2 separate regions of the Homo sapiens genome follow, and region 2 is linked to region 1. A link is an interaction called in ENCODE POLR2A ChIA-PET data of the cell type or tissue named here. Cell type or tissue: MCF 10A. All regions are shown on one strand. Links, peaks and the distances in the headings refer to the core of each region. The heading gives the core; the rest is flanking DNA.

Region 1 (4,626 bases), core at 439-4,438:
CTAATTGTATTGATCTCTGGGGAACCCATAAACAATGTAATCTACCTTCAGGGCTAATGGGTAAAGGATGCTTAACAATGAAGTCTAGATGAGGATCAAAGCCAACCCAGAAAGAATTCAGAATACCATGGAAAATACAACTCTGAAGCACCAACACAAAGAATAAGGGAACTACCAGGGGGGCCCTCTTACTGGGAATTTTGATAGCTTATAGCAAGCAATGAAAAATCCCTCTATGCAGCTTTCAAAGGGAGAAAACTGCATGGTTCCTTATTTTAAAGGCACACACTTTGTTTATAGTGTTATGGATTAAATATAAACTCTGGACCTCTTCCTTTCAAGTGAAATTCTTGGTTAAAGTTGCAAGCAGCGGTGACTGATTCCTTGTATCCCCCACCCCCAGTCACTTGCCCTTTGTCGTTTGAACTACACTGTGGGTGGACACCTGATGACTTCTGCAGCAATACTGGGCAGCTCTGGAATCTCTGGAAGCGGTCCTGCATTGCCACATCCTTTCTCTAAGCATTTCGAGATATCCTGCAAGGCACGTTGCCATTTGCTTATTTACTTAGCCTACCTTAGGAACACCAGAACTTTCCTTACTTAATCTAGAACTTTAAGAATGTTATGGAAGGCCGGGCACGGTGGCTCACGCCTGTAATCCCAGCACTTTGGGATGCTGAGGCGGGAGGATCACGAGGTCAGGAGATCGGGACCATCCTTGCTAATACGGTGAAACCCCATCTCTACTAAAAATACAAAAATAAATTAGCCGGGCGTGGTGGCGGGTGCCTGTAGTCCCAGCTACTCAGGAGGCTGAGGCAGGAGAATGGCGTGAACTCTGGAGGCGGAGTTTGCAGTGAGTGGAGATCGCGCCACTGCACTCCAGCCTGAGCAACAGAGCGAGACTCCGTCTCAAAAAAAAAAAAAAAAAAAAAAAAAAAAAAGGAAAAAGAAAAAGGATGGTATGGAAGTGGTAGGGGAGGTGTCCAGGAATTAGATCCCTACTCGCGGGGAAGAGAAAAGGTCAGGGATGGGAGGGGGCATCTCCGCGGAGCCCACTTCCCCTGGGAGTCACACATCATACCTTGTCGGACTGGGGACTGATCGGGGTGCCATATCTGCAGTAGGTCACGAAGTGCTCGCAGTTGTTCCACAGCAGGCTGTAGGGGGTAAAGCCCAGCAGCTTTTCAGCCCTCCGCGCCACCTCCTCGTTGAGCAGTGCCTTTTTCTGGAGGGACTCGTCCAGGTGATTGACCAGGATGTTAGCTCCGTAGGCGAAGTCCTCCACTGTGTCCACGCGGATGCTGGCCACTTTGACAATAACGCCCAGGATGAGACGCTTGTTGGAGACCACCTTCTGCGTGCGCCCCATGTCGTCTGTCAGGGCCAACAGGATGTCGGGCATCATGTGGGCAACACGGTTGTCTCCTAGGTAGATGCCATAGTGGGTCAGGTGGGTCCGGGGCACCTCCAGCACGTCGCCTCGGTGGAAAGAGCTGGTTTCATAAAAACTGTTCCTCCCTTTGTCTTCGCCCGCGGCGCCCGAACTAAAGAGCGTGAAGTTGGAGATGAGGAGCAGCTTCTCCAGTAGTAAAGACACCACCTCCAGCATGGGGTTCTTCATCCTGCAGGGAAGAGGGCGTCTTGGAGAGGTGCCGGTGCCACTCCGGCAGGGGCCGGGCTGGGCAAGTTAAGCTCGCCGGGCAGGGGTGCTGCGCTGCTGCTCACCTGCAGGCCAGGTGAGGTACGGCGCAAAGTACGGCCGCTGAGGAGAGAGGAAGGCAAAGGAGGACAGCGAGGCCTGGCGACCGGCTCAGCCAAGCCACAATGGGGAATGAGACGGATAAGGAACCGGTGGCTGACGGCGGGGACAGTGAGACCAGTGCTACAAGCAGCCGGAGAAGGAGCGCACCTGGGGGCCGTGCCGGGGGCAGGGCCGCGCGCGGTGCTCGGAGGTGCAGGCTTCGCTGCGACTTTTTATGGCCGTCGAGGGGGCGGAGCCGAAGGCCGTCACAGACCCGGAAAGCTCACTGATTGGGCGCCGCTGGCGCGCTGCGCTAGCGGCGGGGAGGACGCGGGATCCCGGTTTCTTTGGGAGGGGGGCGGGCCGACTCCCAGCTCCAGGGTTCTGCACAGTGATTCTTTATCGCCGCGGGATCCCGGTTGCACTACTGGCTTTTAAGTGGCCTATTTAGGGAGGTAGAGTCCCAAGGTGTGGCGGCACGAAAGGTCCTGCACCTGTCGGGACTGGGGCGAGTTCCTGGCACTTCGCGGTAGTCTTCGGTGGAAAGTCCTCTTGGGAGAGATTTCTGAGTTGGACCACCTTCCTCTAAAAGGATAGATATGAGGGACTTCGGCTTAATAAAGAGATTGCATTTACTTTGCAAAGTGCGAGCGCCTCGAATGCCTGCAGATTCTTTCCTGACCGAATCTTTCGTTTTGTTTTGTTTTGTTTTGAGACAGTGCCTTGCTCTATCACCCAGAGCAGGAGGGCGGTGGCGCGATCTGGGCTCACTGCAACCTCCGCCTCCCAGGTTCAAGCGATTCTCGTGCCTCAGCCTCCCAAGTAGCTGATATTACAGGCACCACGCCTGGCTAATTTTTGTATTTTTAGTAGACACGGGGTCTCACCATGTTGGCCAGGCTGGTGTTGGCCAGGCTGGTCTCGAACTCCTGACCTCAAGTGATCCGCCCTTCTGGACCTCCCAAACCGCTGGGATTACAGGCGTGAGCCACCGCGCCCAGCCCCTCTTTTTTCAAATGCCCTGAATCCTCCATGCTTTCAGCCGGCGCGAGGGTGTGTGTGTAGGGCGGGGGGGGGGGGGTTGGGGGGGTCGCTACCCGCGAGTCCAGTCCCTGCGCGCCGGTGATTTGAACCCGAGGCCTCTCTGCGCTCCTAGGCACCTGTGGCCGTTGAGTACGAAGCTTCCAACGGTTGGCATGAAAAACGGCGGGGTCCCAACGCCCGCCAGGAAAGCAAGATTCATGTTAAGTTTATTTCTCCGGCTTCAGGGTCACATGGACCCAGCTTCAGTTCACCCACCGAAACTTTGTCCGCCTCCCTTTATTTTTATTTTTATTTTTATTTTTATGTTTTTAAGCATAACCTCCCGGAGACGGCCAAGGAAGGCGAAGTACTTGGATGAGATGCTAAGTTCTTTGCCCGTGCGCCTGCAGCCCGACTCCAATGCCTCCTCGAGGGTGGTCCTAGGGAGCTGCCGGGTGAGGGAGCCGCTGAAGCGTTGGCCGCGCCAGGCTTGGCACGCGATGTCCCCACCGGGTGCTGAGTTCCGTGCTAATGCATTATGTAAATGCTTAAATTCTGCAGACAAAGGCCACAATGGAGAGCCTCGGGTGGCTCCACAAAGCTGCCCAGTCGGCGCTAATAGGTTTCATCAGCAGATTCTACGCACGCCTGAGGGTACTCTGCGGATGATGGATGAAGGAACATTCATTTTACCTGGAAGACGAAGGGGGCCATAGAGACCAGGCGTGAGGGAAAACGGCTCCCCATTATCCTTGGAGGCCGGGCCTTTGCTGCCACCCTCAATCTGCCGTCAGCGATCTGTCCCCGTCTCCCTGCTTGCCGGTGACTTTTGTTCATTCACAAACGATTGCGCATCACATTATAGTCCCAGCAAAGAGGAGAAAACTCCCACAAACGAGTCGAAAGAGGAAGTTGGAGAAGGGGAGAGAGCCAGTGGACGTGGAGATTTTTTTATTTTCCCAGTTTACTCCCAAAATTTAAAGAAAAGCGCCCAGGTGGCGAGTTGCTGAAACTCATCAGCTGCGCACAGGGAGCTTGCTAGCCTCTAGCAGCACAGCAGTCAGCACCCTTCGCTAAAATCGGGGGAGTCTGATAGACCTCGGTGTGTACGTTCAATGCAGACCCGACCTCACACTCTGAACTGGCTCCTCTGGGCCAGTTCTGGGAAAGCGCCAATACCGAAGCCTCTTGTGTCACGGGCCAAAGGGCCCCTGGAGATGAAAGGAAACGTGATAATTAACGGTTTCCGTCCCTGGTGGTCACTAAGGCGGCTTATAATGCTTATGACTGCCTCCACCTGGGGAACTTGAGGGAGACAAAAGCATGGAGAATTGCTTCAGGGCTCCACATAGCTATATACATATATATGAATTCTTTTATGTATATAAAAATATATACATATGTATACATTTTATATACATGAAAGAATTAGCTATAGACTCAATAGCCTTGTCCCACCGCGTTTTGGAAGACGCAAGCAGTGCCAAGCTGATTTGCGTTTCATTTTTCTTTTTCCCCCGGTGGGGTCCACTTTCTGGCCGCCTTCTTGGGAAAGGGCTTTACTTCAAAAAGAAAGGAGGTGAGAGCGATACGAGGCATGAATCTGTATAGGTGGCTCAAGATGCAGATACTCTGCTGCCATGGAAATGAATAGGGCGCGGAGTGTCCATAGTTTCTTGAAGGATATTTTTGCCTCTGATAAATTCCAATTTTTTAAGCCAGAACGTTATGCCATTAAGTGATTTATTTTGCTCAGTGGAATTGCCTGAAAGTAACCCTCTCCTGCTGCTCTGCGTGCTAGGACTTCGGCTTCCGGAAGCGACAGCCCGAAGGAGGCAGTGAAAAGTCTTCATTTG
Region 2 (4,626 bases), core at 256-4,255, 98 kb after region 1:
GCAGGAAGAAAGACTAAGTCTGCTGATCTGCAGAGATCACAGCCACCCCTCCCCATAGGCACTCCATCCCAGAAAGATCAGAGTTCTGTCAGGAAACCCCTGGCTAGAGTTGCTGAAATTCCCACAAGCAGGCCCTACCCGTTGAGCAGGGATGGGTTAGGGTCTAGCCTAAAGAGGAAATCTGGCCACAGTCTGCCACAACCGCTGTGCTATGTTATGGAGAATTCCTCCTGGGTCCAAACTGCCCAGTCTCCCCAATTTTCTTAGGCATCAATGATGATGGTTTCCCCTCCCCCTGAGAACTGGGTAGCCTTAAACAGTCTCTAGCTGAGCAGCCATAGAGAATCTGCACAGCTCTGTGCTTGGGATCCAAAGCCCTGGTGGCATGGGCTCATAAGGGGATCTCCTGACCTGTGGTTCACACAGATCATTGGAATAAGTATGGTTTCCAAGGTGGGGTAGCAGAATCACTCACCGCCTCCCTTGGCTGGGGGTGGGAGCTTCCTTGCCCCATGTGGCTACCAGGTGGACAATTGCTCTACCCTCCGTTTTCTCACTCTCTGTGGGTCATGCCAACCACCTAGTCAGTCCCAGTGAGAGAACCTGGATACCTCAGTTGCCAGTGCAGGATTCACTCACCTTTTTCTTTCTCCTTGGTGGGAGTCTCCAGCTGCAGCTGCTTCTGGTCAGCCATCTTGGTCCCTCCCTCTCCCCCATCTTTTAACAAAACAAACATATGAACCTGAAATTTCAGTTAGACACTAGGTCAGAAAGTAAACCTAACTCTGTAAATTAGTTATTTCATCCTCATATGTCTATAAATTTGCACACATACATACACACTATGTTCAGTAATGTGAGTTCAGTTTTCAAAGAAGCAAATCACTTGTCAGGCTCTGTGGTTATAAAAACATATGTAATACTTGAGCATTATAAAAACCCTGCCTTGTGGTTATATTTTAATGTAATCTAATTTTTTAAATGTCAAATGAAACCTACTTTTCCAGTTATAACTCACTAAAAATAGATCAGAGAAGAAACTGCTCATTAACATGTCACAAATAAATAGAAATGTACTAGTGCCACCCTGAAAAACTTCACACCTGATAAATTAACCAAAAATTCAGTTTTTTAATTTGTAAATATTTTTCTGGATCCCTTATTATATAGGGACTTCTCTGCAAGAAAATTTGATGTCTTTTATGTTTAGGAGTCCCAAAAGTTGTGCATTTCACGTACTCTGTAAATGTTTAGTGAATGTGCTTATGATGCATTAATACTTAAATGCAAAGCTATCTTACAGAAATCATCAAGAATAGACACAAAAGTATAGCTGGATGTTTATTCACTGTAGCTTATTTAAAATAGCCAAAAAAAAAATGGAACCAACATATGTATCCAATAATAAGTCAGTTAGATCATTTGTACCATATACCGGTATAATATACTGTCATTAAATATGGTATTGTGAAAATTATTTAATGATATTTTTGAAAATACATTATTAAATAAAAATCAGATTATTACAAAATATGTATAGTATAATCTCATTCTTGTTTGAAATATATATGTTAAACTCCATTTTTATAATCTGTATTGTTGTGGTCTCCACAAGAAGACATGATAGACTCCCTTCACCCCTAAACACCTGAATTGGAGTCACATATAGAGACTGATGATAATGCTACATACACACCAAGAGGATATGCAGACATTTACTACTCGCATAATGAGGCTTTCTGGGGAGAGCGAGAAAGGCTCCCAAACAGATTCACAAATGATTTGAGAGAGTAGAAGAGAAGATCAGCTTAGACTTTATTGCAATGAAGAGATAAAGCTGGGGTGAAGGCTCCCACATGTTGGCCAAGGTTTGTGTGTTGTGTCCTTCTCATTGGAGCCAGAGGAAGAAGCAACAGGTCTTTTTTACTTGCTTGCCCAAATGTAGGGGAGCAGGGGAAGGGGGCGTGGTGGGGCTTGAAAGCTGCCAGCAGTCAAACATCAAAAACGGAGTCTGACTTTTTATTATACATATATAATAATGGATTATATATGAAATATATGTAAATAAGTCTAAATATAGATGGCTGAAAAGATACATACCAAAATATTGACTGTAGCTATGTGTAGTTGGATCATTATTGCATTTATTTTTTCTTTATTAACCAAATTTTTAAATGAACTTTTTGTTTTATAAAATAAAACAAACCATGAAAATTAGATTAAAACTCAGAAATTGAGAAAACAAGCCTTACCTGTTTTTATCAAAAACACTTAAAATCTTAAGAAAATAAAGATATCTAGTGCTGGTAAAGGAATGGTTAAACAAACAAAATAATACTTCTAGTGAGTAAGTATAAATTGGTACAAGCCTTCTGCAAAGTAATTTGGTAATACATTATAAGGACCTCAGAAATGTTAAATGTCCATAACCTTTAACACATTAATTTGATTTCCAGAACCAACCTAAGAAAATCATTGTATACACTGATAAACAAATATATTCACTTGTTCAACAAAGTTTCTTGAGAGCTTAGCATGTGCTCAGGCCGTGAGGATACAGCAGTGAACAACAGACAGCTCCTGTCTGCATGCAGCTTTTGGTACAGAAGGGCCATAGAGATACAACATTGAGTGTGCACTGGTTACATGCATGGGTCTAAACCCTGGTAGACCTGGGTTACCAGACTCCTCTATCTCTTAGGGCTTCCACACATGCTCGTATAAATGGTATGGTTCACAAACAACATTTGCGGCAGCCCTCCATGGATTCACTTCAGGATTATATGTGGTGCTTAATGGTGTTCAACACAGAAACCATTCCAAACGTTCTAAAGTCAGTTAATTCTCACCACAGCAGAAGTCATTTTCCTATGTCTTATAATTGTTATAAACATAATAATTAATGATAACATATTACTTAATAGACCAAACAGTTTGCTTAACTTTTTCCTTATTGTTAGACATTTTAACATAAGCAAGAAATGAATAATGAAACTCTTTACTTAAAAAAATGTATGCAGGTTTGTCTCATTTTAAACATGCTGCAAATAAAAATTCAGATGTATACAAATAACAAAGGGCAAATGACAAATGAATTTTCTTTAAAGTAGCTGCTCTTTTCCATACTATTTTATTGTAAAAATAGTTTCTTGTTATAAAAGTAGTACTTTGTCATAAAGAAAATGTGAAAATTTTAAAAAGGAGAGAAGGCCAGGCGCAGTGGGTCACACTTGTAATCCCAGCACCTTGGGTGGCCGAGGCAGGTGGATCATCTGAGTCAGAAGTTTGAGACCAGCCTGGCCAACATGGTGAAACGGTTTCTCTGCTAAAAGTACACAAAATTAGCTGGGTGTGGTGGCACATGCCTGTAATCCCAGCTACTTGGGAGGCAGGGGCAGGAGAATCTCTTGAACCCAGGAGGTGGAAGTTGCAGTGAGCCAAGATCATGCCACTGCACTCCAGCCTGGGTGACAGAATGAGACTCTGTCTCAAAAATAAAAATAAATAAATAAATAAATAAATAAGGAGAGAAGAAGAAATTACTCATAGCAGCCGGTATAAATTACTCATACCATCTTTTGTAAATTCTTTCCTGATTCTTCCCTATGCGTAGGATTTTGACATCTTTATGTTTTCAGCATATATTAAATCAGACTACTGGTATACTTTTATCATCATGCACTCATTATTTACCTGAAATTAAATAATATGCCTTTTGTATGTCTTACAACTGTTATAAACACAATAATTAATGATGACATATTACTCAATAGAGCAAAGAGTTTGCTTAGTCATTTCCTAACTGTTAGAGATTTTAAAGTGTGTATGGGTTTATGTCTCTTTAATACTACTTTATTAAATGTAATGAGACTGGCATGGTGTACAAGACTGAGACCTACTTTTCTCTAACCTTTTATATTCCCTCTATTATGAAATCTTGCCAGTTCTACCTCCTAAAAATTTCTTCAATCAATACACTACTCACAGTTCTTTCTCATGCCCAAGCCACTAGCTCTCAATTGCCTTTCATCAGTAAGCTCCTTATTTCCATCTCTTGTCTCTAAACCACCTTGTAGCCAGAACGATATATTTAGAGCTCACATCTGATCATATAACTTATCTGCTTTTACTTTTCTTTAGTTGTTTTTTATTTGTGTTCAAAGTAAAGTACAAAATCAGAACCATGACCTTCAAAGTCCTCTCCCCTCTTGCTCCCACCTGTCTCTCCAGGCACATCACCCTCCTTTCTCTGCATGTCACCATTCTGGACTTCTCAGTTCCTGCATCCCTCCAGCATATCCCTCCAGGGCTGAAAATGTGCAGTGTAGTCTTTTCTACTTGAAACCTTTTATTTTTTTCCAGAGCAAATTATATTCACCCTAAAGATCTCAATTTCAACATCACTTCTGCTGAAAGACCATCCTCATCCCCTTCAGAACATGTTAGGACCCCCAGTTATAAATTTTCTAAGCTCCCTGAACGTTTCCTTTTCATGCAGGAGAGGGAAGCCCCAACACTGGGGCTTCGCCCAGGAAAGAATTCAAGGGCAAGCCGGTGGTGTTAGACAGCAATCTTTTATTGAACAGTTGCAGAGCAGGGCTAACACATAGACAGTGTGCCCAGAGT

What was found. ChIA-PET counts read pairs that join two places held together with the same protein. Peaks named below come from ENCODE experiments on the same cell type or tissue, not always from the same donor. Only the 100,000 strongest peaks of a DNase experiment are listed, where the experiment ranks them.
Region 2: POLR2A ChIA-PET joins it to region 1 with 6 read pairs; 2 of 35 experiments call an interaction of 5 or more read pairs at or near these places.

The regions. Positions count from the first base shown.
Region 1 is chr4:154,741,328-154,745,953 of GRCh38, reverse strand. LRAT (lecithin retinol acyltransferase) reads right to left here and starts at 1,954. Exons shown (of 3, transcript NM_004744.5): 1 at 1,732-1,954; 2 at 1,088-1,628. The coding sequence starts at 1,627. RefSeq lists enhancers at 2,603-3,115, 3,116-3,627, 3,628-4,141. In MCF 10A, for the core only: CTCF peaks have their summits at 1,476 and 1,687; DNase peaks (open chromatin) are centred at 1,733 and 2,013.
Region 2 is chr4:154,642,810-154,647,435 of GRCh38, reverse strand. The region is part of intron 2 of LOC124900169 (a long non-coding RNA gene); the gene reads right to left. Among named protein-coding and RNA genes, the nearest start is that of FGG, 32 kb to the right of the region's middle. In MCF 10A, for the core only: no CTCF peak of the experiment used is centred there; no DNase peak of the experiment used is centred there.